Linked DNA regions of Homo sapiens: region 1 is linked to region 2. The links are chromatin loops, found by intact Hi-C in ENCODE. Cell type or tissue: CD4-positive, alpha-beta T cell. All regions are shown on one strand. Links, peaks and the distances in the headings refer to the core of each region. The heading gives the core; the rest is flanking DNA. Region 1 overlaps DCBLD2 (discoidin, CUB and LCCL domain containing 2). Region 2 holds the start of ARL6 (ARF like GTPase 6).

Region 1 (2,915 bases), core at 301-2,800, 1.1 Mb after region 2:
CAAGTCCAAAGCCTCCAGATTTTCAAAGACCACTGTAGTAAGAAAAAAAAAAAAAAGAAACCAATAATAAAGATAGGCAAAGCTGCTTGGTTTTTCAAACTAAAACAAAAACCAAAACAAACAAAAATCTGACAGTGTAAATGACAGTTTCAGTAAAGCAGAAACAAAACCCTTGCTTTTTTATTGCAAGGGTTAAAAAATAAATTAACAATTTAACAAATATCTGCTGTGTGCCAGTCACTAAGAAAATATACAGCACAAATGTAGATTACCATTTAGAAAGCTCGTCACTGAAAAAAGCAGAGATACAAGGTACCACAAAGCAATGAAAAAAGAGATATGTAAAAGCCAGTGGCATTTTGAGCATGTTTCCAGATATAAAGTAAAAGTGCCATCAAAGTGTAAAGCATGCCAAAACAAAATTCACATTCCCCAATGTAGCAGTGCTCTGATAAAGAGGAAGAGGACAAGGTTTCAGTCAGGAGGAAGTCATACTGTGCAAGGATTAGGAGCAGGGCAGGAGTTCGGCTGTACAAATCAGCTTTACAAAGTGAGATAGTCTGCTAAGCAGTAATCCCCACTTGGGACTTGATTAGCCAGACCTCATTTGTGGCAGATCTAATCACGATGACCACATGACTTAATCTTGTAACTATGAGCTATCCAGAACCAGAGAAAGCAGAGAATGGGGATTATCACATGGGCCCAAGTTTGGGAACTGTCCAAGATCACGGAAAGAGCATTGTTGAGATGATGGATTTGGGGTGCCTGAGTTGAGAAGAGATAACCAAACCTAGTGACAGACAAATGAACCAGGTGAAAGAGGAAGCACCTGAGGCTAATGTCAGGCCTAACATCGCAGATACAAACTCCTCAGTCTGCCCCTCAATGGGAAGTCCTCCACAATACGTTCCAGCCTCCATTTCTCATTACTTTTCTATTACACCAGATTAGTGAAGCTACCTGAATGCTCCCCAGCAACATCCACTGGCAAGAAAAAGGAGACAGGCAACTACGAGAACAAAAACTAGGGGGACTTTTATAATATTGGAGATGCCTATTGAAGTCAGAAGCTGAAAGCATGCAAAGGAGAAAGTGTGCCCAAATTGCTGGCACTGATTTAGGCTGTCACGGTTGTTAAGGATGACCCATCTGAGGGGAGCAGAGCTTTCTAAGAAGTAGGCATGTCTATTTTCAGAATTTCAGCTTGAAGGATTCCTCTCATAGTCAAGGGTGTGCAGCAAAGGAGTCTTCCTCCTGGGAAGAGGTGGGACTGGGAAAGGCTGGGAAGACTGTTAGGCTCTGAGCAAACAGGTAGTAAGGGTCAAGACATGGCTCTGTTCCCGGCTCCTGAACTGACCACTAATTTACGGGGATTAGGCAAAGGACAACAGCATGAAGTGCATGCCGGTGCCAAGGGATGAACCAAATAATGTGCTCAGGGTAGCAGATTAACTCTAGAAATGGGGTTCTTAATTCACATAATTTGAATGACAGACACTATGATAAGTATTAGAAATAAGAAAATGAATAAAACTCTCTCCGCTGGCAGGAATAAATACTTAGAATACAGTGTGGAATGTATTATCCGGAGATGAGTGTGTGGGGACTGTTCGAGAACTCTTCATAAAGGGATGATACCCAAGAAGGGTTTTGAAGGCTGATCGAGAGTTTACCGAGAAGACAAGGAAAGTAAGAGCATTTCAAGTAGAGGAAACTGCATATATGAAGAGGTTAGTATAGGGAACAAGGCAAAATGGCATGAAATTATATCTTAGAAGAATAAAATTAGCTCAGTCTCATATCTGAACTATACAGTGTGAGAAATGCTGGCATTAGATTAAGTCAGAGTGAAAGGGAGGGACCAGACTGTGAAAAAAATTACTTACATGATACGCAAAGGAGTTTGGACGGTATCTTACAGATGATAAAGGGGCTGCTGGCAACACTATGGAAGTCATTAACACAGCTCCAAGAGGAAAATGCCCCAGCATGTGGTACCATGCCTGGCCCACAGTAACCAACCAACGTTTTTCCAATAACTGGGCAGACACAGGGCATGAGTTCAAGAAGCAAACAGTGGAGCATGACCAGAATGAGTTTTGCTACTCATTCTAAAAGGGTGGGCTTTCACACTCCCACTTTCCTGACTCCCCAGGTTATAATCTTATGATCTTACTCTTCAAATATCTGCTGTTCCTTGTGGACAAGAAACCTACCAAACTTCAAAGCTTACCAATCTAAAACCACTTTATCAGTGAGGCGTCTCCTACTTCTCCAGGAGTTGTGAGCTTTTTCTGCCTTATACAACCTTCTTATAACCTTCCTTGATTATTATTATAGTAGGCGTCTCCTGCTTCTCCAGGAGTGGTGAGTTCTCTCTGCCTTACATAACCTTCTGATATCCTTCCTTGGTTATTATTATATATATTCCAACTTGAATTACTTTCTCAAATAGACTGTAGGTTCTCTGAAGACAATAACAATGTTTTACTCTTCTCTGAATGTCTCAGGACTATACTGAGGTACATGCACACTCTCTTGAGAGTTCACAGTTGGTACCCCTTCATACTGATAGTTCTTAATGAGAGAATGATAAAGAGTGCCAATACCTTCTCTTTGATCCCAGGCAATTCAGTTTTGAAGGCAAGGTTGCACACACCCTACTCAACAAAAGCCTTGCAGGGAATTCTGGGCCACTCTCCTTAAAAAGCAGTTGAGGGAACGTGCATCTTGGGATTCTCCCATAATTCAAGCAGCAAATCAAAGTTTTTCTTTCAATTACACACCCATCAGGGTGCACGTTCAGCTGGTGAATGATGTTTTAGTAGCCCTTGGAAATCATGAGTATCTCATCAGCTTCAGTGGGTACTGCACTGGCACTCATTAGATACTAGTTTATTTGAATATCTGTA
Region 2 (2,915 bases), core at 122-2,621:
CAGGACATTATTTATTGAACAATAAATATGTGCCAAACATCTGTATTTCTGTTATCTTTAATACTCAGAACTACCAGATAAGATAAATACTATATTTTTGAAGGTGAGGATAGAAGCACGGAGAAGGGTAAATTGGGCTAAGACCACACAGTAAGAAAGAATGTATTTCCATACTCCATTTTTACAAGGACATTTATATGTTGATATGCATCCATAGGGTCTTTGTTTTGTTTTTGTCTTTCAACAAGAATCACTAATCCAGAGCCGCTTTTGTTTTTTCGCTGTAAAAATGACAATTACATTTGGAAATTTGGAGAAGTGACAAAAGATAAATCACCCCATAATCACACGCTTACAACCGTCCCCCCTACCATATTACTTTGAAATAATTCCTTCTAGTCTCTTTTTGCACCCTCCTAGTCCATTTAATAGGCCAAATGAATTGACAGGCCAAAGAACAGGCAGTGCAGTAAACATACACTAGCTAGTTGAAAAGGGTCGCGCGGTGGGGGGCAGGGGGTCGGAAATCCTACACCCATGCAAACAAAAAAAATGAAGAGATACAAACCCCTATTTGAAGAATGAGGCCATTCGCTGGGGGTGAGGTTAGTGGAGTTGGGCAGATTGAAAGGCTAGATCTTTAAAATGACTGCATCTGTAATGTGTCCGTTGGAAAACGCAGTAATAAAAGATGTGGGGAAGGGTATGCCTAAATATTTTCTATTTGAAGACCATTTGTGACTATGACTATAAAATCCAAGTGCAATTTAAGAAGGTGGTCAACTTTAAGTATTGACTATTAATACCTTTCCTGACCACCTGCCGATTTGATTCTGGAGACTGTAATCTACTCACAGGAGATTATGCCTGGTAGAAATCTCTTCGGGAGACCACACAACTAAGAAGCAGGGGTACAGGCATACTTTATTAGCCGAATAACACCTTTTGACTTTTTACACCAGTTCTCCCCTCTACCTTCCTGTATTAACAGTTTTACCTCTACAGGGACTCAGGGTGGGAGGCCTATCAGAACCCAGAGAAGAGTCGGTGCGATGGGCAACTGGGGAACTCCGGCGCACATCTTGCCCCAGGGGGGACAGTATCGTCTTGCAGTCGTTGCCACAACGCTACGCTGGTGCCCGGTAACGACACTCTCCGCGCCACACCCAGCGCCAGCCTCTTGGATCCCCAGGAAGACCAGGGCCGAGCGACAAACACGCAGCACACGCGAACGCCAAACGCTTCCCAGAAAGCTGTGCGCGAGCCTACAACTCCCATGATGCTACGCCGGGAACTGCCCGGCTCCTCGCAGGAAATAGGCAGCTCACCCTGCCACCTGTGCACACATTTTTCTTCAATGTATAGTTCCTCGGCGCGCCTCTGACCTTTTCCCGGAGCTCTTCAATCCCAGAAGCTATAGCACAACGGCTGAATCGCCAGGACCCCCGGGGAGGCGTGGCTTCAGGACCGGAAGAAGCTCCTGTTGCCAAGGGAACGGTGCCTGCCAAGGCGCCTGCTCAGCGACTGATGCACAGACTGCTGCAGAGGCTGCCGGTTTTCCCAACTTCTAGAGACGGCTTTGCTCATTACCAGGCATCCTTCCCATGTAGGCATCGAGAAGAAGGCTGAGGGACCCTCGCACCAGATTTCCATCCCGGAGACCGATACGAGTGCGTCCATTCCTGTTGCCAGCTCCTGCGCCCTCCGGACTAACCTCAAAAACCAGGTATCTCCTCAACGCCGGTTTTTAAAGCCAGCGCCACCCTCTGTCCCCGTCAGTTTTAGAATTCCTCTTTGGTCTTTCCCATGTTTTTCACTCCACGCGTGTAGTTGTTGCTAATGTATGAGAAGTAGAAAAGAAGGTGAGTTATAGAGGCCCTAGAAAACTTACTAAACTGGTTTGGACGTATGTTTGGTTGATGGGTTTTAACAATGCTCAACTTAGACCCGTGTATTGGGGGTGTGTGTGTGTGTGTGTGTGTGTGTGTGTGTGTGTGTGTAAGTGTAATTTAAATTATATCATAAAAAACTGAAAGCCGAATAAGAATGTTTATTTGGGGTAATAAAAGTAGGCAACATTTCAATCAACAAACACTTTACAGAGTTTACTAAGTATCATTCGTGGTGTTTTCTCTGGGCTACCACTCTGTCTCTGCAGCTTACCCTCTAAGCTGTTAACTGTGGATAACATCCTAATTCTTCTGGACTTCTCTGGCAATATGTAATCCTTTAGGAAACAGTCTGTCAGACAATAACCAAGAGAATTTGGCTGGTGTGCAAAGAGAGGGTTACAGTAAGATAAGAAACAAGAAAGGAAGATTGGAGCCAGATTGTGGACAACCTTAAAAGCTGTGCTTGGAAGTTTGAAACTACTGGCTTTATTCTGAAAGCCAGTAGTTCTCAATAGTAACTTCACATCAGAAACACTGGGTAGCTTTTAAAACTACAGATGCCCTGATCTTATTTTCAAAAATTCGGATTCAGCAATTGATTTCAGAGTGCAGCCAGGGTTGAGAATCATGGCTATCAGAGTAGGAAGCTGCAGAAAACAGTTGTGTCTCTCGCTGCACACTTAAGACACGATTAACAAATATTGACTGGCTTCAATTATCTTTTATTTATGCATGCAGAAAGTCAACTTATGGAAGGAAAATTATAACTACTTGAAACGTAGAAGTTTAAAGGCTCTATGATAGTTGTTTATAAAGCAATTTCAATAAATGTGATTACCTCTTTTAGAAAAACTGCCTGCTCTTCTAAATTGTGTGTCCCAAAATATTTCATTAACAAGTATCAAGTGATAATCCATGGAAAAGTGATGGAAAGTCACAATACAAGGTACTGTGAAAAACGAATATTCAAGCATCAGGCTTTAAACACTCAGTGCTTTATAGTAGATGCTTAAAGGGGGGAAA

What was found. A loop is a pair of places that touch in the nucleus more often than their neighbours do. Peaks named below come from ENCODE experiments on the same cell type or tissue, not always from the same donor. Only the 100,000 strongest peaks of a DNase experiment are listed, where the experiment ranks them.
Region 1: a loop joins it to region 2, with 3 times the contacts of the local background. A loop is called at or near these places in 7 of 110 quality-filtered maps.

Annotation. Positions count from the first base shown.
Region 1 is chr3:98,893,341-98,896,255 of GRCh38, forward strand. The region is part of intron 1 of DCBLD2 (discoidin, CUB and LCCL domain containing 2); the gene reads right to left. Among named protein-coding and RNA genes, the nearest start is that of DCBLD2, 6.9 kb to the right of the region's middle. In CD4-positive, alpha-beta T cell, for the core only: no CTCF peak of the experiment used is centred there; no DNase peak of the experiment used is centred there.
Region 2 is chr3:97,763,252-97,766,166 of GRCh38, forward strand. It overlaps ARL6 (ARF like GTPase 6), which reads left to right and starts at 1,507. Exons shown (of 8, transcript NM_001278293.3): 1 at 1,507-1,726. RefSeq lists enhancers at 838-1,339, 975-1,514, 1,340-1,839, 1,555-1,664. In CD4-positive, alpha-beta T cell, for the core only: no CTCF peak of the experiment used is centred there; DNase peaks (open chromatin) are centred at 1,240 and 1,490; H3K4me3 peaks cover 1,324 bases; H3K27ac peaks cover 1,156 bases.